Regions from separate parts of the Homo sapiens genome. Here region 1 is linked to region 2. Evidence: read pairs that join two places in POLR2A ChIA-PET (ENCODE). Cell type or tissue: A673. All regions are shown on one strand. Each heading gives the region's core, and the rest is flanking DNA. Links, peaks and the distances in the headings are about the cores only.

The links. ChIA-PET counts read pairs that join two places held together with the same protein. Peaks named below come from ENCODE experiments on the same cell type or tissue, not always from the same donor. Only the 100,000 strongest peaks of a DNase experiment are listed, where the experiment ranks them.
Region 1: POLR2A ChIA-PET joins it to region 2 with 14 read pairs; 3 of 35 experiments call an interaction of 5 or more read pairs at or near these places.

What each region holds. Positions count from the first base shown.
Region 1 is chr15:47,323,931-47,335,469 of GRCh38, forward strand. It overlaps a transcript of SEMA6D not described here. Among named protein-coding and RNA genes, the nearest start is that of SEMA6D, 390 kb to the right of the region's middle. In A673, for the core only: no CTCF peak of the experiment used is centred there; no DNase peak of the experiment used is centred there; H3K27ac peaks cover 609 bases.
Region 2 is chr15:47,378,679-47,390,217 of GRCh38, forward strand. It overlaps a transcript of SEMA6D not described here. Among named protein-coding and RNA genes, the nearest start is that of SEMA6D, 330 kb to the right of the region's middle. In A673, for the core only: no CTCF peak of the experiment used is centred there; a DNase peak (open chromatin) is centred at 5,883; H3K27ac peaks cover 793 bases.

The DNA of each region.
Region 1 (11,539 bases), core at 1,965-9,964, 55 kb before region 2:
AAAGAAAAGAAAGACAGTAAATTTGTTTGGGACACAATTGACATATACAAGTGGCAAAAAAAAAAAAAAATCCAATGATAAAACTGGAGTTTTCCAGATATTTTTGATACCATGGCACCTAAGAAGAAAGCTCACATCTAATGTTACAGGTGTTTTGCTTGGTTTACTGTAGTTTGGTTTTCTTCTTTTTGTTGAGTACATAGACTAGAGGACCAAAAGAAACAAATCTAAAGACCAAACAAATGCAGTCAATACATCAATATATAACACAAGTTCACACAAATTTTCACAATCCAGATATAACCATATTAATATTTTGTTATACCTATTTACCTATATATTTCTTTTTTACAACTATGGACCTACAAATATATAAAAATTGTAGTTCAGTGTCTTCATTTTTCATTCTTCCAGCAAAAATGGCTTGACCTGTATTTACCTAATTTTGAGGTATATATCTTTTAAGATGCCATGTCAGAAAAGCATATCGGTTTCAAATATAAACACTAAATAAAAAAGACTTAGAATCAGATCTTAAAAACTGCGGACTTCAACACTTCATAATTAACAGCACTCCATAGGGAAAATGTTATTGGTAAGTTCTAAGATCGGTAGGAGCAACAATTTATTTAACAATGATTATTTATTCTCTTACGCAAATACAGGGAAGCCAACTGGTATATGAGAAAAAGATATACACATATATATGTGTCTGTACATATATATGTATATATATAAACTATTATATTTAAATATATGCTATTTATACTATCTACATATATACTTTATATATATGCATATGAATGTGTGCACATACGTGTGTATATATATAGTAATGTACGCTATTATACATGTGTATGTGTTTATATATATCTAGGTATATATAGATATAATGAGTGTAAGATACACTGTTCTGTATTCTGCTTATTTCACTTAGGACTATATTGTGAACATCCTTACATGCCAGTAAATATAGTTTAACCTCATTTTTTAAAGGCTGTTATCTCATTGTAATGAGGTTCATTAATTTATTTAAAACCATGTATATATTGGTATTTGATTTTGGCTCTTATATTTGCTATTGCAGACAATCCTTTGATGAAAGTATCTTGTGGCACTTCCCCCAACTTATTCAATCAGTTGTTTTTGTATAGAGTAGGCAATATTTAATTATCCATTGACCTTAACTATTGCTTGACCCTTTCAAAATAAGAGCACAGGGTGAAGCGTTTTTTTTTTGTTTTTTGTTTTTTGTTTTTTAAGACAGAGTCTCGCTCTTGTTGCCCAGGCTGGAGTGCAGTGGCGCCATCTCGGCTCACTGCAACCTCCACCTCCCGGGTTCAAGTGATTCTCCTGCCTCAGCCTTCCGAGTAAACTGGACTACAGGCGCCCACCACCAGGCCCGGCTAATTTTGTATTTTTAGTAGAGACGAGGTTTGGTCATGTTGGCCAGGCTGGTCTCAAACTCCTGACCTCAGGTGATCGCCCGCCTTGGCCTCCCAAAGTGGTGGGATTACAGGCGTGAGCCACCGCGCCCGGCAGGGTGAAGCGTTTTAGATCCAAGCTCTGTCAGTATTATTTCCTTTCACATATTGTAATGAACTGTGACAGAAATGCCCTTTAAAGTGTATTACCTTCCAAGGCCTCATCTCTAAAAGTAAAAACAACCTTAAACCCTCTTTCCCATTTAAATCTCCTTTATGTTGTTCCCTTGGCCACCAATACATTCCTTATTGTCCCTGCTCTCTTCCGTGGTTGTTGGGTCTAAATGCTCAGTCTCTCCATTTACCATACTGTTTTCCTCCTTGCATATCCTCTTTACCTCCAGTTGCTAAGTCATTAGTGAAGAGACCAATTTACATATTGATATTTCATTTGCCTTTCTGATTGTTATTTTCAGGGCAACTTCTGGAGTTAAAAAATAAAATTTAAATGCTCATAAGAGATATAAATTTGTTACCTCAAGCGGTTGCCCAGGTACCAGGAAAAAAACAAAAACAAACAGAAGAAAACTCATGTAACTAGTTATTAGAGCCTGCATAGTTAATTGGATTTGGATTTGTAGGAAATTTCAGAAAAGTGCCTGCTACTAAATTACTTTGAACATTAGGGGTCCGAATCAAAGCTGCTGTCCACTCTTCCCAGTGAAAACCTCCCTAAGCTGTACTGCATTGGAGGGGAAAAACTACATGTTAAACCATTACCGAGACGGATTCTCTAATGCAATTTTCACTAATTTCTTTGCTGCTGGCCATGAAAATAACTGGAACTCAATTCTTTCACAATCATGCTTAAAATCTCAAATCAGAACAAATGTAAGGAGTTACAGAAATGTTATAATAAATGCTATTTTATTTTACTTATGGCAATAATGACTGTGCTTTTAACAAGTGCAGCAGTCACACTACCCTCAACCAGAAAGAAAAAGAGATCATTTTATTCCATTTGGCTTGCCCTGTTGAAAGCATTTGATATGCACATTCTTGTTCAAAAGGTGTTGCTTTTCTAAGGCATTCACTTGGTGTGTGAAGATCAGAATTGCAAACAGGTCAAATGTGAAGCACATCTTTCTCTTCCTCCATTCTCAAAATTTGCTTATTAGGTTGTAGCCTGGTTTACATTTACATTTTTGTTAGTAAGTGCTGAGTTGTTTACAAGCAATGTTGCCGTGCGAACCTTGAAAATAGCTCTGATGGGGAATTTTGAAAGTGCCAAGCTAAAGCTCAGAATGTGGAAATCAAGTTTGTAACATCTTGGCTGTTAAGCACCGCTTGTTGAAGGCAAGTCAGTGACTTCCTTAGAAGTATGTGTATGTTGAAGTAAGTGGGATTTGTCATTTGTCAGCGGAGAAAGAAATTCTCCCATGCCAGATTCTGTTTGCTCCCCTCCCCACCAAAGCCACACAAGCCTGGTTACTCACATGACTACAGTTAGTAGGTCACTGGTGACTCCCTGGAAAATTCTAAATACATAGCTCAGATTCTGGACCTATACTGTGGACATCTGGAAGTGCCATTTCTAGGAGACTGTCCTCATTAGCCAGAGTTTTATGCCAATTCATTCCTGGACAGTAGAAGTCAGCCCAGAGACAGGTGAGACTGTGCATCTTGGATGATCAGGTATTGATTATATTAATGATGCCTTTGGAAGGCAGATACTACTGTGTGGATACCCTGCTCAGGCCTTGGCATCCCCTGGAACTGGGCCAGCATCCTGGCTTCTCGCTTACTAGGTAGGTGACCTTGGTTTAAGTTATTTAGCCTGTTTTTTTTCTGAAGTTTCTTCACTTGTAAAATGCTGATAACCACTTCTAACTCATAGATTTATTATAAGAATTAAATCAGATAATAAATGTAAACCAGTCAGTGGCTTAGTGCCAAGCATTGATAAGCATAATATAAATAGTAGTTCTTTTCATTTCATTAATTGCCATACCCTCATATTTTCTAACTTTTTTTATTAAAATCCACAGTTGTGGGACAACCTGTTCCCTTAGTCACATTTCAATGTGAGCAGGCACCTATATGTTTGAATTGAAGGTTGTGGTAAAATTACTTTATATTTCTATGTTCAAATATTTTAAAGGTATGTTAGTAGGAAGCTTATCTTTGTATTTACCATACAAGCCTTCTTCAGATAGTGCTTTTTGTCTTTTGACTTGGGACTTATAAGTAGAAAATATAAAAACAAGGTAAATATTAGATGGTATGCAAGCCACAACAAAGAACATCTCACTTAGCTGAGAACTCCTTTCCTCATTAAGGAAAACATGGCATGCTGTGTTGGACTGGGAAATACCGTTGGTAGTGGTGCTTCTCTCTATGGGGGAAGGACTGCAAAACTGTCCATGTTTAGACACTCAGGAGTGCTTTGCAGGCAAGCTAAGACCTTTTCCAAGAGAAAGGGTGGTGGTGGTCAGGGGAAGTAATATTTATTGAATGCCTACTAAATGCCAGGATCAAGGTACTATTAATAGTTTTTTTCATTTAACTATCTCAGCGTTATACCTATTATGTTTGTTATCATTATCTCCATTTTATAAATACGGAAAATGAGGCTAACATTTTTGTTCATGGATCTACTGCAAGTGAATAAGAGAATACAAATTTGAATCCAGATGTGCTAGCTTTGAAATATATTCTCCTCCAGAGTGTTGATCTTGGCTCACAGATGGAAAGAAAGCTGCAGAACAAATTGTTAAAATCTGGTAATTCAGGCACAAAGACAAAAACCAATTTTAAATTTCTATTCAAAATACCTTAGATGAAGTAAAGAAGGCAGGAAACATAATATTTCTTAGGATAATCATGTAGCTAGCAAGGGTATGTGGGCTCTTCTTTGATGCCAAGTTGACGTGAATTCTAAACTCTTTACCAAGGGAATCTATTAGGATATTTAGGGAAGCTTTTTCAAAACACTTAAGCTTGGAACCTGTTCCTGAAAATCCTGATTTTCCCACCCAGGAGAAATAATTATGCTGTTGGGCAGTTAACTAGACATTACAGAAAAGACAAAGCTTTCTTTAGTACAGATCAAGGTCCTGATGGAGCTTGAAGGCATAAAGGTGCAATTCCAAATACCTCAACTGCTGTAGATGAAGGGGCAGCATTTGCTCTAGATCCTCATCACAGCATTTCCTGGTATTCTTTCAGGTAGGTGACCAAAGCTCAGCCTGCAGTTCCTCTGACCAGGCTTCCAGCTCAGGTCCTGCCCATAGAGGTGGTCCACCTGATGCAGCTGGCCAACTTCTGTCTCCTACCACAATAAGCTCTAGTGAACCCCTGAGCCCAGTAGCCTCTTCATCCAAGCAAGCTCTCACCAGCTTGCTTCTGTGACTCACGAAAAGGAGGAAGGAAAGAAATGGCCCACCAAAGAGAGATGGTGATGGAGTCCACTGTTGGGGAAAACAGTCTTATATCTTTCTTTTCATTTTAATCTTCAGTATCTTCTCAGTTAATTATTCTCCATTGAGTCATATCATTGGAGTAGACTTTCATCAATCAAGACATAGTTCATTCATCACTATAATAAACTTTAAGCTTCTTATTTTATGAGTCTCGTTTTAGCCAGATTACCTTGGTGTAGATTTTAATCAATGAAGATAAAGCTTATTCATTCTTTGGGCAAAAATGTTTGAGAACTTAAAATGTGCCTGACATGGTTCTTGGTGCTGGCCATACGCAGCTGAACAAGACAGATGATATTCTGTACTTATGGAGCTTGCCCAGTGGTGAGCAAGGCAGAGTGAGAGTAATTTATTTCAAGTACTACAAACACCAAGGAAAGGAACTGCAGGATGCTTGTGCAGCAGAAAGAGCTGAGGGGTCAGGGAAAGCTCTGTGGAAGGAGTGTTTAAACAAATGGAGAAACCACCTTCTTCTCATTTTCTTAACCTGTTCACTAATAAGCTGCACAGCTCATAGCATGAACCTGTAACAAAGGCAGCATGGTTCTTGTGGTGATCCTGTATGTACTGACTATAATAGACAGATATTTAGAGATAGAAATAGATGAGAAACTAAACAGGCGTATAAGGTTCTGGCCTCATTACCTCAAGCCAACAAAGTAATACTAATGTCAGAATATTTTAGCTTAAGTAGAGTAAATCATTGGGATTTACTTTAATAATTGCAATATAACAAAGTATGCATTGTTGGCTGCCTTTAGATAATTTAGTTCTTGCGTTTTCCTTCCCTGCCTCTGTATCTCTTTTCCCTCCCTTTGCAGCAGTGTTTCTTTTAGGAATGGTCTTCAGACCTGCCTCAGATTCCAGTTGGGTGGATGCTAAAAATGTTGTTTCTTAGCCTCTACCACAGACTTACCAAATATATTTAGGGTTGGAACTATCTGTGTTTTTTAACAAGATCTTTCCTGCACACTAAAGTTTGAGAAACAGAACTTGATAGTCATATCTTTCTACTGTTGCCTCATTAACATAGTCATCATCTCCTCAACTGGCTGATAAAGATGCTATCTAAGAACTGCACACCGCCTTTGTGATCAGCTTCCTGCCTCCAGGCTGCACACTTGGTAAGGTGACAGATTAAAACCGTGCTAAACTGCTCATGCTGTACTGCCTCTATTTATAATGAGCATCTATATTTATAATGGCACCTTTACTGATCGTATATTTACCTCCTCTCTCTCCCACCTGGGGATCCATCTCTCACATAAAACATGCACAGTCTCTTGTTAGGCTTTTCATTTTATATTCTGCTTTTCCCATTTTGCTCTTCTTTTTTTCTCTCTTGGTCTTGCCTAGGACTGAGCATGTATATGTTTGCATGTGAATACAGAAATGGGTGTCATCTCTGTATGTATGTATTTCTAAGTGTGTAGACATGATGGAGGTGACCCATAGGTAACCAAGCCCTCTGTTTTCTTTCTGCCTTGGGTAAGGCATTCACAGACATGCACTATCTCCTAGAAGGGATCATTAAATAGGTCAGACCTTCTATGGAGTTGGTGAACAGTGGTGATAGTGATGAGTCACTGATGGATGGGAGAGGCTATCATGGCTGAGGAGGCAGGCACTAAAAGGGCATCTCTGCTTCCATATTTTCCATGTTCTAAACTTGGCTGAGGAGCTTGTCAGGGCGTGCAGAGGTGAGGGAGCCATAGTTCATGGTGTTAATATCCCAATCACCACTCATTAATTCAGCCAACATTTATTGAGTCCCTACTATATATCAGAATCCGTGGACTCACAAAGGTAAGTAAGACATAGTCCCTGTTTTCCAGAAGTATTGTTTGAGAGTGAACTCCACACGCAAGCAATGAATTCTCAAGAAAGAATGTTGTGGGATCTCAGAGGTAGCCATGATTTTTTGGAAAGATCAGGGACGGCTTCTCTGAGGAAATGACTTTCAAGTGGGCTTTGATGAGTATGTTGTAAAGTTCCAGGTAGACAAGAGTGTGAGAGTCGCTGCTTATAGGACATGAGGTATGGACACCTACAGAGGTAATGTTCATCAAGAATGCATACCTGCTTATGGATATGAAAGGATGAGACACTATGCTGGAAGTGAGTCTCCTCCTCCATTTGACACAGTCTTGTTTGTGTTGCCCTATTTCAGTCTTTAGCTGTGACAAAAGCATCAAGGTCACAGTAGTACAGGACATGAGTTTAATTTCTGATTCTGTCACGAATCTCACTGGCAAATTCTACTTGCATTTAATTTCACAGTATACTCTACCACATCTCAGGCCACAGTGAAAAAGGGTCACCATAGGAAAATCTGGATAAATGTTACCTCAATAGTCCAAACCTTGGGCAGCCCATATTATTTGGTTAAATTTTCTTGAGTTAACACCTATGAACATTGCCCTGATCAACGATCATATATTTGTGTGTGTGTGCCTCAAAAGGGCAGGCTTTAAGGAAATAATAGATATATATGCAAAGATATATATGGAAGTAGATTCAGCATTATTTAGAATAGTGAAAAATCAGAAACTAATAAATTATGAACAGCTTACTTAAGTAAATATTGTATATTCATATGATAGAATGGGATGCAATAAATATATTTTTAGTCTTAATTATATAGGGAAATGTTAACAGTATATCTTGGGAAAAACATGTATAGTGTTATGTGCCTATAAAATATATACAGTGTTATATCATTTTTTCAAACAAAGCATAGACATATGCATAAACATGTGGGTGTGGAGACAGAATTATTTAAAGAAATGCAACAAAACAAAATAACAGTATCTTTGGATGGTGTAATTACAAGTGGTTTTTATTATCCTCTTTATACTTTTCTACATTGTCAAAAATTTCTTTAATGCAAATACAGTTTGCAAATAAAAAGACTGAGGGGTAAATATAAACAGAAGCCAAAAATAGATCTGTGGTAAACATTTCTGTCCCTTGCCATTATGAGAAGAGACAGCATAGAAAAACATGCAAACAGCCAATAACCTATGTTTGTAGTTACTTAGTGTGTTTACAGTTCTCGTATTGCATCAGCAGAAACCTAATGGAGTGATGGCTGAGTCATTTACATGGTCTTGGAATGAAGAGCTCAGTAAAACAGTCCTGCCTGTTTCCTAAAACCATGTACAAGTTTGGCACAAAACTCACCTCTCTTTGTCTCTTTATTATTATTCTTCCAATGTGTTAGGGTTTGGAATGAGAAGTGCTGAGTCTGTTTCTAATTAGTTTACTTATCTGAAGAATGAGCGTAAATGGCATTAATGCACCTAACAAGACATCTTTGGTAATTCTACTTTTCCTTAACTAATAGCACTACAGCATGCGGCAGTGCCAACAAACACTGCCCGCTTGTTTACATAATAACTGAGCTTGAATTGGTTTGTGCATATTTATGTGACCTTGAGTGGAGATCAGAAAATGCTTGCACAATTGAAGAAATACTCAGGTTTCCACTCTAGCCTTGCACATGTCGGCCAAGGCAGGCTGCTGAAATGTTGAGTCTGAACAGTGAGTCCGTGAAAGAAAGGGTTCCTGTCCCTGACAGCTTATCTTTAAGTTCAAGGTTTTCACCTAATTGTCTGTTGGTGTTGTTGCTCTGGTTATACATAACCAGAAGGAACTTGGGAACATGTCCCTAGGTGGCACAAAACGGGGGAGATGACAGTTTTTCTTTTACCATGCAAGCTGTGTTTCCCCACTTTGGGATGTAACTCAAGATGATTTTCTAAGTCCACTTAAGCTTTAAATCAAAAACAACACTTCACTCTGGAATCTAGCTGTGGCTGTGGGATCATTTTTTCTTAAGGAGTGATATGGGTGAGAGAGGCATGCCTGGCCGTGATCTTAAGAGCCTTATCTGCCAGATTAGCCTTTAGGGCTGTTCACAAGATAATCATGCTTTTTGAATAAAGGATTGTGATGGCAGATTAAGACCCTAAATGGGAGGGTCCTGAATCACAGAACAGATCTGCATATGTGCACAATATAGTGCCCTAAACATAGGCACCATTCAGCCACAGGCGCAAGTAGACAGTCATTTATCTAGTGTTACCACCCCCAACAACTAGTGCCCATCTATGGAGCTGGAAAGACAAAAAACAGAGAAAGTCACAGCTCAACAGAATCAAACAAGAACTTATTGTAACCTAAGATAATTAGATAATAGTAAGATAAGAACTTGTTACATGGAAGCTGTCACTTTCATCGTTGTGTATTGTTTTTACTGGGAGGAATTTGTGAGCGAGGTGAAAGAGTGAGTTTGGCCACCTTTGATTATTCTTTATGACTCTTAAATTTCACGATTTAAAATGACCTCTGTTCAAATCTACAGTGCTTATTCTGGCTAGATAAGTCATGATTAACAGATTACAATTTAATGAGTGAATATTTGTTGTTTGTAATAGTGCACATTGTTGTGAAGTGTATATCATAATGTAAAATAGAATAATTGATCAAAACCTAAAGAAAAATGGGTTAAAAACTTGAAGAAAAATTGTATGGACCATAAATGATGTAAGTTGAGGCATGCTAACATAGTTCCCCTTTAGTGAACATAGCTGTGTAGTTCAGATCAAAAGGCCATACAAAACACCCCACTGTCCATTTTGTAAGGGCTTATTTGAGTATCTAGATGACAATAATGTCATTAGTCCCAGACCCAGAAGTACCACCTAGAATTTGATGGCAGGTATCAACATGTAATGGGATATTGGGAAGTGAATTTGATGGCATACATCATTCACTCAGTCAGTCAGCAAAGATTGATTTAGTACCTCCTCTTGCCAGGCACTATTCTAGTTGCTGGAGACCATCAGGAAACAAAACAGACAAAACCCTTAATATCATGGACATTACATTTTAACTGGGGGAAGGCAAACAATAAATAAGTAAACATATCCATGTGTGCTGAGGTGTTATGATAGGTATATTGATTTTCATCCACAGTTCCTGGCTTACAACTCCCGTAGTCCTTGTTATAATGTTGTGGTATGCGGGAAACATAATCTCTCTCTGACCTTTTCCTGTCCTCCTTTCACCTGCCGAAGGCAATCTAATCTGATTGTGGGTCAAAAAACCCTCATTCCAGAGATATTTCTGCTGCATACTCTAGAGGAAGGAATGCTAACCAGAGAGGCCAAGAAAGATCTGAACAGTTAGGTCTTGTTGGGTTAAATCATGCACTTTTTATTTTATCACATTTCTACGTGGTTGTCAATTTGCCTGTGTAATAAATTCTCCATAAAATGACGAGAGTACTGGATTTGCAGAGCTTCCAGATAGCTGAACATGTGGAGGTTCCTGGAGGGTGGTGCACCCAGGGAGGGCATGGAAACTCCACGCCCCTTCCCACATAGATTGCCCTACACATCTCTTCATCTGTATCCTTTGTAAAATCCTTTATATTAAACCACTAAATGTGTTTCCCTGAGTTCTGTGAGCCACTCCAGCAAATTAATCAAACCCAAAGTGGGGTTTATGGGAACCCCCATTTAAAGCCTGTCAGTCAGAATTTCTGGGGCCCAGACTTATGACTAGTGTCTGGGAGGAGGGAGAACAGTCTTAAGGACTGAGCCCTCAACCCATGGGATCTGACACTGTCTCCAGGTAGATAGTGTCAGATTGAATTCAAGGACACCTGGCTATTGTCTACTGCTTAGTATTTGGGAAAATCCTCCACACATTTGGTCACAGAAGTCTTCTGTGTTGATTACTGTTATTTTGTTGTGAGAACACAGGAGAAACATGGTTTGAGTTTTTCCTACACAATTGGTGTCAAAAGTGGGATTTGCTAGAAGGGCCCTGGCCCACAGAAACATGTGGTTTGGAAAGAAAAAGGATGAAAGAATGGAGGATGAGGAATTTAATTGCTGGGTGGCTACCTGGTCACCCATGGTACAAAACTGTAGTTACACTCCATTCCATTACTAAAGGTAAAAGTTACCAGTGGAATTAAGGGATGATGGTAGTCTCAATTCTTAAGGAATTGCCTTATTGGATATGCAAGAGAATTCAAAATAATAAGAACCATGCTAAATACACTATCCCTTGGTTATTGCTATCTGTAATAGGTAAAATGAAAGTAAAAGAGACTTCCGAGTCAGGCCTTGAGGCTGTACTAAGGTCAGATGTGTGTCTCTCTGAGCTCAGGCCTCTAGCCTGAAATCTACCCACAAAGGCGAAAATTATGTCAAGGCAACAGAAAGTACCTCAAAGACCTTTTTTTTGGTCACCAAGAAGTTAGTCAGTATGGGGGAAGGGCAAAACCAAGAAACTATTGAAACTAGAGGGTATAGTGTAAAGGAATTATCTCGTTTTGTGGATGGGTATCATAAACTCCCTGAGGAACCTGTTTTAAAATAGACTGTGAGAGTAACTAATTTAAGAGCAATGTCTTTGGTTTTAAATGCTGCAGAGAAGAACATGTTTGGGTTGATGCAGAATCCACATCTGTGAACAATCACAGATGGATATATATGATCCAGATACAAAAGAGTTTGTTCCCAAGGAAGCAGCCAGTGTAGTGAACTGAATAAAAGCCACTGTAAAGTCAGTTTACAGTGAGAGGAGGGACTGCCCAACTCTCCCTATAAATGCCAA
Region 2 (11,539 bases), core at 2,127-10,126:
AAGATAAAATTCTGCTAAATGAATCCAGATTTGACTTAATCAGTTCTGCAATCTGTGAAATGGGATTACTTGAAATGACAGAGAACTCTATTAGAATTAAACTCTGTTCTGATATCACACAATTTAATAAATAAACTGCTCTCTGGGCCAGTTCCTAAGTTTATATCTTGCTTTCAGACATAAGCTGGACATTATGGAAACCACATTGACTCTGACAGTCAAGGTAAGCAGTTTGTCGTCAGTTGGCAAGGGATCTCGGAAGACATACACTTCGTTTTCCCAGATAATTCTCTTCTCCTCCAACCAGAAATTTTGTTTTAAAACAGAGACAGAAAGGGTAGAATTATGTTGGAAGATTTTTTCTGCCTCTATAACTGCCGTAACCTGGAACATAATTTCCAAACCAGCTGTGAACTTTTGAACTTATAAAGCCTTTATTGACACGGTTAACTGGTTAAGACGTCTTTTATATTATCTCACTAATAAATTAATTCAAATTGTTTACATTTCTCTGACCAAATTTTTATAGCTTTTGGGATAGAAATAATGTGCTTGAGGGAGCTGCTTATGCCTTCCTCAAAACTGGGATTTGAAAGGAAGGAAGATATCTGTGTATATTAAGTCATTTATTTAATCCATTCAATTAAATCTCTAAAATAATAGGTCAGTAAAGATACATCGAGTAACCTCACTTTATAAAGGGTACTATCAAAACACTAAGGGAAATTTCAAAGTAGAGAAGAAGCAGTATTTGCCTTAGAAAAATGTGTAGTCTATTTAGGGAGACCAACCAACCTCACAGATAAGAAAAGCATATAATACTTGGAAGAACATAAAAAGAATAAGCAACTGAGATGAGGCAAATTGAGCCCATGTATGCTAAAGGGATATAAGGCAGAGGCAACAAAAATACAGATGAGATTAATCAGAGAAGTCTTCCTGGAAGAGGTGAACTTTAAATAGGATTTTGAAAAACGAACATTGGAGAGGAATTTTTAATGAGAGAAATAGTCTTCACATGAGACATGAAATGTAAAGTGCTGAGCAGAAAATAAGATTTTATTTTTTTAATTTTAATTTCATTTAATTTTGTTTTGAGATGGAGTTTTGCTCTCGTTGCCCAGGCTGGAGTGCAATGGCGCAATCTCGGCTCACAGCAACCTCCACTTCCTGGATTCAAACAATTCTTCTGCCTCTGCCTCCCAAGTAGCTGGGACTACAGGCATGCCCCACCACGCCTGGCTAATTTTGTACTTTTAGTAGAGACGGGGTTTCTCCATGTTGGTCAGGCTGGTCTTGAACTCCGGACCTCAGGTAATCGCCTGCCTCGGCCTCCCAAAGTGCTGGGATTACAGGCGTGAGCCACCATGCCCGGCCAAGATTTTATTCTGTAGCCTGGGTAAGTTTCACATTTAGAAATATAGAAGAAGCTCTTACATCTGCCATAGTTTGATTGGGTAATTAAAACTAGAGCTGAAAAAAGGAATTACAAAATATAAAGCACATATCCCTTAAGCATTTTCTTTTAACTTCAAACCTATAAACATACACCCGATGACAAATTTTCAACATAATGCCAGAATGTTTTCTTTGAGTTCGAGTCTCTCTTCTTTCTAATGACTCTTTTGCATTAACCACACCCACATGTATTATCCTCAGTTTCCAGGTTCAGTCCCTTGGAAGCAGAATCAGAACTCTAAGGCACTTGCTAAGCAATGTGGACACAATCTTCTACTCTGGCTTTTATTTTTCCCCCAAAACGTTTGCAGTTACATTACCTTTACAGAATTTGTTGGCAGGTTCTTTAGGGACATGCCTTCAGAAGAATCCACATCAATGCAATTTCCATGAAAACAGCTGTTTATTTTCATATTCATATTTAATTCGTTAGTTTATTTTAATCCAATTTTATAAATGCTGTAAATAAAATAGCCACATAAGCAGATTTAGGAACATACACAAGCGACTGCTAGAACGTAGACAACTCATTTTATGGGCATGGAAGTATACAGGCTTACTAATGAGAATCTGCTGAAGGAGAGAACTTAACATGTGGAATGTCTCATTACATGTATTTCAGATTTCAGTGATATAATAAGTCAGTTAAGTAAAGATCAGTTGATATAAAGATATCTATTGAAATAACTATTGTAATAAAATGATGAAGGCAGGCTCAAAGATGACCCTAGACTTAAAAGTCAGTTGAAAGCAACTCTAGAGCTTCCAGTCAAAATAGTTGGAGGTGATCATACTTCACCCATGACTCCAGTCTCTAGTGATGATAAATAAAATGCTAAAAAGAGAAAATTAAAACAGCTGCAATTAAAAAACAAGAAAAACATCTTTGTGGCCAGAAACATAAGAGAAATGCAAAAATGTGAATTAAGCCAGGCTGAAGCTACCAGCCTGAAGGGCTGAAGGCCAGAATTCTTTGGTAGATTTTACACTTTGAACATCTGGTTCAACATTACTGCAGCAGAAAACTTGGACTATGTCTACATGGCAAAAATTACAATGGATTGTGGTAGATTTACAATCTCCAGAATAAACCATTTCAAAGCAAATTCACAGGTTCAACCAGAAATTTGAACAATCCAATTAGAGGCATCATATTCGTGGCTTTGGCTCATTACTGGAAACAGCCAACAGGTGCTATTTTTATTTTTGAACAAGAGCTCATCACAGATAACCATTGCACAGTTACCACGAATGACCTCAATCTATGGGATCTTTCTTACCCACATCAGTCTCTGGAGTGACGCCTATAGCATAGTTCCTGAAACCAACCTCATTCATGCTGCAGACCCAGGAACACACTAGCTACACCTGTGGCCCTGGGGATATTCCAATAAAGATCAATGGGAAGAGGGTCCTTCTGTAACAGGAGTGACTTGAGGGCTTTCTTTAAAATTTCAAGATGGTCTATCAAAGGGGCATCCTGGAGTTTATTATCAATGAAAATATTTTTTAGCAGAGGAAAGATGAGTAAAATAACAGTTGTGACCCAACTCTAAAAGAAGAAAACATACAACTGTATGTAAATTCAAGGTAACGTGATATTAATATAAAGTTATAGGAAATATGAGTTTTAAACTGTAACATTTTATATTGAACTTGTAGCCACCATGAACAAACCTTCTGAGGGGTGACTAAGGAGTCATTGGGAACATATGGGCTAACTCCTCTTGTGCATAGTTAGAAATGGTCTTTGTCCTACTTGGCCCCTCTCTGCTCTTCATTCAGTGAAGATATGTTGAATATTTAGTCTGAGTCAGAGTCTGTATTGGGTTTAGGGAGGGCACAGGTGGATAAGACCCTGTAAATGTTCTGAGGTTATTTTGCATTTTGCTTTTCTTCTTGGCAAGGAACCATTTGATGAAATAAATAAAGATACAAAGAGGTAAAGAATCACTATTTCTTGCTTTTTGTAAAGTGTCGCCATATTAACATGGCAAAAGAAATACAGTAATAGTATTATTATATATAAACTATCTATCTTGCAAATAAACAATTACATGATGAGTCAAGCCTTTTAAGAAGGGGATCACTACTGGGTGCGGTGGCTCACACCTGTAATCCCAGCACTTTGGGAGGCTGAGGCGGGCAGATCACGAGGTCAGGAGATCAAGACCATCCTGGCTAACATGGTGAAACCCTGTCTCTACTAAAAATACAAAAAAAATTAGCCAGGCATGGTGGCGGGGGCCTGTAGTCCCAGCTACTGCTGCTGAGGCAGCAGAATGACGTGAACTCAGGAGGTGGAGGTTGCAGTGAGCTGAGACTGCACCACTGCACTCCAGCCTGGGTGACAGAGCGAGACTCCGTCTCAAAAAGAAAAAAAAAGGGACCACAAAGCTGTGTTTATACAAAAAGAGATTTCTTTAAAAGTAAAAACCAAGTCCGCAAACATATATAGAACTGTATAAGATCACACAAATGCTGCTCAATATAGGTAGAATATAGACATGGCTAAGACAAGGTTTCTGTCCTCACAGAATGTGAAGCCTACTAGTTGAAACAAGAGAAAAGCATGGGATCAGAGGGACAACCCTCTGCTTGTACTTAACTCTTGCTTGTTAGTCCTGTAGTACCATTTGGTGAAGACAAGTGACGGAGTCTTGTTCTGTTGCCCAGGCTGAAGTGCAGTGGCATGATCTTGGCTCACTGTAACCTCCGGCTCCCGGGCTCAAGCGACTCTCCTGTCTCAGCCTCCTGAGTAGCTGAGATTACAGGTGTTTGCCACCACACCAGGCTAATTTTTGTATTTTAATAGAGACAGGTTTCACCATGTTGGCCAGGCTGGTCTCAAACCCCTAATCTCAGGTAATCCGCCCCCCTTGGCCTCCCAAAGTGCTGGGATTACAGGCATGAGCCACCACCTGGTCCTAATTTTTGTCCCTCAAAATGATCCAGGGAACTTCCCTTTGTGCCTGTCCTGATGAGGACAATATCTCAGCCATCTGGCACTTACAGCTTTGATGCAACTAAGTGGTTCTAAGCTGATCCTCTATTTCCAAGGACATAGTAGATTGTGATTCCCTATGGTCGAGGAGGTATGATCCTGGTTTCTTCATGCCTCAGCTCGTCTGGGAAGAGTTGTGGGCAAAGGTTTCTAGCAGAGCTTCTGATTCATCTTGATAATTCATTAACTCAGATGGCACATATGGAAAGTACAGGAGGATGTGAGACGATAGTGCCTCCCATGACGAGGGAAGATGGGCACAAGCACTATGATTGGTCTCTAACTCCTATGCCCTGGCTCATAGTTGATTTTGAAACCGGCCAGTGCTGGCCTTCCTCAAGGGGTCATACTCTTTCACTTTGAGATCAGGCTTCTGGTATTTCCACATGTGGCACTGCCAGGGGCCTGGTACAACACAGTAGTAGTAGTAGTAATAATAATTTATTGATTGTTTTCTATGGGTCAGGCAATGAGCTATATGCTTTACCAGTTTTAACTCATAAGGCATAAGGACCCTGAGTTAAATATTAAAATCACCCCATTTTGTAAGATAATAAAAATTGAAGCTTTGAGGTTAGCTAATGCCCAGATTGAAGCTAGAGAGGTCAGCTAGTGGCCCAGATTGACATATCAAGGAATAAGACTGGCACTCAGACTCTGCTATGTCTGATTCCAGATGCAGGTCTCTAGCATGCTGAGAAATTTTAGCACACATTCAATTTCTCATAACAATTGTTCATTGTTCTCAAAAGCATCTCTGTATATCTCATGACCCAAATTCAAGCTCCTGCTTCCACAAAGCACATGCACATATATACAGATTCACACACATAGAGTGTTTTTCCACGATCTCATTTACAATGGGCTCCGTTATTGCTTATACCCAGTTTAATTTTTGGCTGGGCCTTTAAATACTTTTTAAATGTTAAGAATTCCAGGGACCTTCACAAAGACCAAAGTAGCAGGGTTTAAGTTTTCCCACAAATCAGAATAGGCAACTGCCAGCTTTCACACGAGGTCCTCCCAACCCAGTGACAACAGTTGTATTAAAGGAATAGAAAAGCCCAAACATTGTATGCATGTTTAGTAGTGCATAAGAGCTACTTTAAAACAGATTTGGAAAAAAAGGGCAAATTCAAAATATTTGCTGCATTTCTAGCGCCTATTCACTAGGCAGTCTCATGTTGTTTTGAGCTCAGAAGCTTGGTTCTTTCCCCACTTCACCTTTCTCTTTTCCCTGAAACATCTTTATCTGCTTCCCACTCTTCCATCTGTCAGAAGTTCCTGTTTGCCTTTGAAAGGATTTCTCGGCAAGCTGACCTCTGTGGATTTCATCAGCCCTGCATGCTTGCACATGCTGTGACTCATTTTCACTAATCTGTGCAATGAGCAGTGAGCAGGGGCCAGCAGAGGCCCTGCAGCCTGCAAAGGACTAATCAGCTACCAACTGTGGCATATGAGGATGTCTGAGTGGAGAGCTCCAAACGCCTACACGCCTCATGCCCAGAAGCTCCTCCTTCTGTGTCCCCCACCCTTATTTTTTGCTCTTGAATAAGAGGCATGAAAGCAAACATCTCTAGCCCGGAGTAAGGCTCACACTGCCAAAACCATATAGAGGAGTGTGTAGTTATTTTCCCATTTATCTATTTCAGAATTAACATTTGATTACTAAAGTTTTTTTTTTTTTTTTTTTTTTTTTTTTTTTGTAAGAAAAAGAAATATGTTTCCTCTAGTCCTGGCAGATCATTTGTTGTTTTTTCTCACTCCTCCTGCTTCTCTCAAGTGTATTTGCAAAATGAACGAAGGCTGATTTCTAGCAGAGGATATTTCATGGCTTAGTTTCTCATGAAGATGATAAATCAGACTAGGTGACTGAATAATTACATTCATGGAGCTGGACTGTAATTTTTTTTTTTTTTTTTTTTACCATAGAACTCATAAGGCAGCGTTCTGACTCATTATATACAACAGTTTTCATAACTCATGCAAATATTGCATCCAACTTTTGGATAGAGGGGTAGTTTTAGGAATTTTCATCAATACTTAATAACACAATTTACACTACAAACAGAACATTGTAATAAAGAATTCAAGAGCAGATAAGTGCCATTAAGTCAAGTAAGGGGCTTCATAGACCTGGTTTCCATTTACAATACCTTGTCTCAAGACACATGAATATACATGTTGGTATAGTCATAGTAGACATTATGCTCTTTCATTGTACTGTGAAGGCAACATGGTCTTTGCTCTGGGAACTGAGAGTACCGAATTCCATTTTAATTTCCATAACCAAATTGCTATGTGAATTTGTAAAAATTCATTTCTTTTTGTTTTAACAGAGAAAAGCACCACCTGGCCTCTGCTTTCCCTGAGATTATTTTTCATAGCCTGCTTTGACTTTGACAGAGAAATGTATCTGTGTGTTCATACGCATCTGAACTCAAAGCGTACAGGTCCAGAGGTTCTTCCTTGCTTTTTATATCTGCTTACTCCCCCAAGAAAAAGACTCATGTACATTAGAACTACAGCAATAAAGAATTTTTTTTAAAAAAAACAAGAATTATCAAGAATTATATAATAAATTTGGAACTGGGAAATGATAACTGTAACTGAATCCCAAGTCAAGGACATCTGCTCCAACCAGGCATAAAATTTAGCCTTCTGCTTCCAAGGAGTTAAGATAAGAAATAGGATGAGCTACCTAGCACTTATTATGTTAGCAAGGAATTTTGACAGGGGTTGAATAATAATTTGAGCACAGGATTTAGTCTAAAAGCCTAAATTCAAAATAAGTTTTAACACTAACTAGTTGTGCAGCATTGGGCAAGTCATTTAATTTCTCTGGGCTTTAATTTTCTTCTCTGTAAAATAGATTTGATAATGCATACCTCACAGAGTGTTTACAAGAATTAAATATATGTGTAACATATGTAAAACCATAGGACAATGCCTGGGATAGTGTGATATAATATATCAATAAGTTTTGATGCCATTAGGTTCAAGGGGCTCAACATCTGGTAGAAGAGATAAAATATCTACACAGATAACCATAATTTAAGGTAAAATGACTTATATATCCTCAAAGTGGTGAAGATAAGAGGTAACAGGAAAAGCTTCCAACTGGGGGTAGGGACTTGGGGGAATCAATTATTGCACCATGGGGAAGGTCTGAAGGGTGGAATTAAAAGAAAGCTAAGCAGAAGGAGACATCATAAGCTACATTTGCCCAGGGTCTTCACGAAGCAGACACCAATATGACATTAAATGTATGAGCATTCAGTTAGTGGAATGCCTGTGAGCAAAAATGTGGAGTTAGAGGCGGGTGCTGGGAGAAATGTCAGACCTTAATCCAAGACTGGCTTCAGGGAAGGAGAGGGGAAAAGTCCTAGATAGGCGTGCAGTCTAATGAAAGTTCCGCAAGGCCATCGGGGAGTCCTGGAGCCAAGGTTGGCTGTTAGCAGAATCCATATCTCCTAGGCATGGACCTGTCTTAGTATTTTTACCTGCTCAGGCATTGGCTGGCAGTTACCTATGGGAAGTGTGACCTCTGGGAACACCTGGTGCCAGGTTTCAGAGGGCAATAGCTGGAGGCCTTGGTCATTTCCCCTTTCACTAGTAGAAGTTCTGCCAGGCACGTTCTTATAGCCATTTAATAAGCACAGGGGCTAGAATGGGTTGTTTTAGCCAGAATTAAACATCCTACAGGCCAGTTGGGCTTAGACACAGAGCCAAGAACATTTATCTGTGTTTTGTTTATTTGCAAATGCAATAGGGGTAAGGGATGGCAATGAAGGATGCAGTGGCAACGACGCTGCCCCTGCAAACACTGTCATTGTGGGTGTTGGCCCACACTGAGGCAGCCCATCCTTGTGCTTCACTGCACGGGCCCTGCTGCGTGTGGCTCCATCATGCTCCCAGTGGCTTCCCCTTATCAGAATAACTCAAAGTCAGCTTATAGATGTGACCACATCCCCAGAGGTAAGTTGCCTTCTAGGACACCAAAAATCCTTTGTGAAGAGTAACCCAGAAAGGGCAGTGGGCAGTAAATTCCAAAGCATATCCCTATCTGATAATTATATGTGCTCATCTCTAGCACTCAGTCAAGGAAATTTAAGGGAAGCCTTGTTATTCCATTTTACTGATATTAAGGTTGAGGTGCATTAAAGTTGTAATTTTCCCAAGGTCATGCTTATACTCTGCTAGTGAAACAAATGGAAAGAAAACAGAACATGAACTTGGAGGAACTCAGATTCAACCCTGGATTTGCCCATTACTAGTTTTGTGACCTTGTATTAGTACCATAAACTTTTTGAGTCCCAACATGTTCAAGTTTAAAATATGAACAATAATACCAACTTCATGAAATTGTTGTCAGGTTTAAATGAATAATGTTGAAAGTGCCTAGTTCCACACCTAGTCTAAAGGAGAAATTCAGTAAATGCTCATTTATTTCTTCTAATTATATGACTAACTGATTAGTTCAGGTAACAGTTACATCAGGACAGGCAAAGGTAAGAAGAAAAATCAGAAATAATTTTAGATAAAGTTGGGATCTCATTATTCCAGGAATATGAGAAACTATTGTGTGGTTAACAATAAAGATTTGTGCGCTCAACAAACCTAGTTCAAAATTCAGGTCTGCCACTTACTAGCTCTGCATCATTGGAGAAGTCGCTTAACTCCCTGAAACCTGTTTCTTCATCTGTAACCTGTGCATAATGAGAGTAGCACCCTCATAGTGTTGTTTTGTAAGAATTAAATAAAGTAATTTTTTATAAAGTACTAAGAATAGTGCCTAAGCTCTAATACTCAGAATAGTGGTAAGCACTTAATAAGTGCCATTATTGTCTAAAAACTATATTAGTATTTTAAGGATTATTATTTTTATTATTTAGTAGTTGTCCTAGGGCTCCCTGGGGATAGGTAGGAAAGGAGTGGGGCTGGGGAGCTCTTTCAGGCACCATTTCCTGATCAAATCCATAGAATATGCACAACCTTAAAAAATTGAAAGTGGTAGAGAAGGTTGTTAAGAGCAAACAAACAATCAATGAATATATACCCATAAAATTAATCCTGGGGAAGTTGTATACACAGCCTGAGTTGTTTTTATATTGATATTCTTTTATTTTTTTGGCTTCCCTGAGTCTGTTTGCAGTCGTCCCTCCTTTACCTGTTGTTTCACTTTCCACAGTTTCAGTTACCTACAGTCGGCCACAGTCCAAAAATATGAAATGGAAAATCTCAGAAATAAACAATTACTAAGATTTAAATCTTGTGCCCTTCTGGGTAGTGTCATGAAATCCTGTGCTTTCCAGCTCCATCCTGCCCAGCTCCATCCTGCCCAGGACTTGAATCCTCCCTTTGTTCAGTGTATTCACGCTGCAGGCACTACCCACCTGTTAGTCACTTAGTAGCTGTCTGGCCATCAGATCAAAAAAACGTAGTATACTTAGTATATATAGGCTTTGGTGTCAAGCGTCCACTGGGGGTTTTGGAACATATCTCTTGTGAATAAGGGGGAGACTCCTGTACTTATTTATATCTCTTACGGTCAGGAAGCTTTCAAGGATATATAAAATCCACCACTGTATAAATTAAAATTAAATGTAAAAGAGAAAAGGAGATAGGAGGAGGCATAATGGAGATGCAGGAATGAAGATAAACATGATGGCATAAAGATTTAGACACTTGCCACAAATGGGTTAGACATTTGGCTCCAGATTTTCTAGGAGGTAGAACTTAATCAGTTATAAAATCTTACCAATAAAAATCTGCCATTTGCTTAGGAGCAACACAATGATTATCTGGTACAAAACTCATCAGATACAAATCTGCCATTTCAGTAAGCATAAGGATTATTTGGTGCAAAAGTAAGTAATGTTTTTTTTCTGCGGGTCCAAATAAGGTACCTATGGTGAACAAATGCATGAAACAAATGTCTTAGCATCATCTGTTCCACAGACACAGTGAATTCTATAAAGCTGTTCATGTTCTTAGAAGCAACTTAGCTTCTCTCCCTCAGTTTTCTCGTATGTAAAATGGGAATAGTATTCGTCTCTACTTTATAGAACTGTTGTGAGACTACATTAGTTAATGCATATATAAAGTGCCTAGAATAGTGTCTGGCACATATTAAGCATCATATAAAGGTTGACTGTTGCTATTATTAGGAGCCACCTTAAGGAGACTTTGACATTTCACCAAAGCAAAATACATTGTTCTTTGTGAAGGTATTTCTTCCACATTTCACATTCTACTTTCTGCCTAGAGGAGAAATGAACTCTGGAGAAAAAAAAAAGACATCACTGAAATGCTTTGACCCACTTATTCCATTTCTAGGAATCCACTCACTCACCCCTAAAAAAGAATCTAAAATACACAAAACTTTAATGTACTTAGAGGTTAACTATTGAGGTTACGGTAAAAGATAAAGCTGGATGCAAATCAACTTTCAATGCAAACCTTCAACATAAAGTAATGATTAAGTAACTTACCCTATGTCAACTGACTGCATAACCATTTAAGTCATTATTGTAGAAAAAAATAGCAACATAGAAAACCCGAAGTGTCTTAACTCTCCACCCAGTTGTTTAGGCTGGAAATTTGGGAGTCACCCTTTAGTTCTTCACTTTCCTCTCTCTGTGTATGTAACTCATTAGTGAGTATTATTAGTTCTGCCTCCAAGATTTATTTCAAATATATTCACTTCCATTTTACTCCTTGCCACTTTTCTATCCAAAAAGACTATTCCAACTATTTTCTCCTAATGCCCTCTCCCAGCAGCCAGAGTGAGCTTCAATAAACATAATTCATTTTCTATCACTCCCTACTTAAAACACTTCAATTGTTTTTTCACAAGCTCTTTTAGATGATCTTTATATACTGTCTCTCTTAGTTATTCCCATAGTAATACTGACCGACAAACTACCCCAAAACTCAGTGGCTTAAAGTGATAATTATTTAATCTTATTTAAGAATCTGGAAATCAGTTGGAAGGGGCTGATCTCAGTGGGGCTTAGCTGGACTTGATGCCAAGCTGCATGTTGGATCCATGTCTGCTACACATCCCTCATTGTC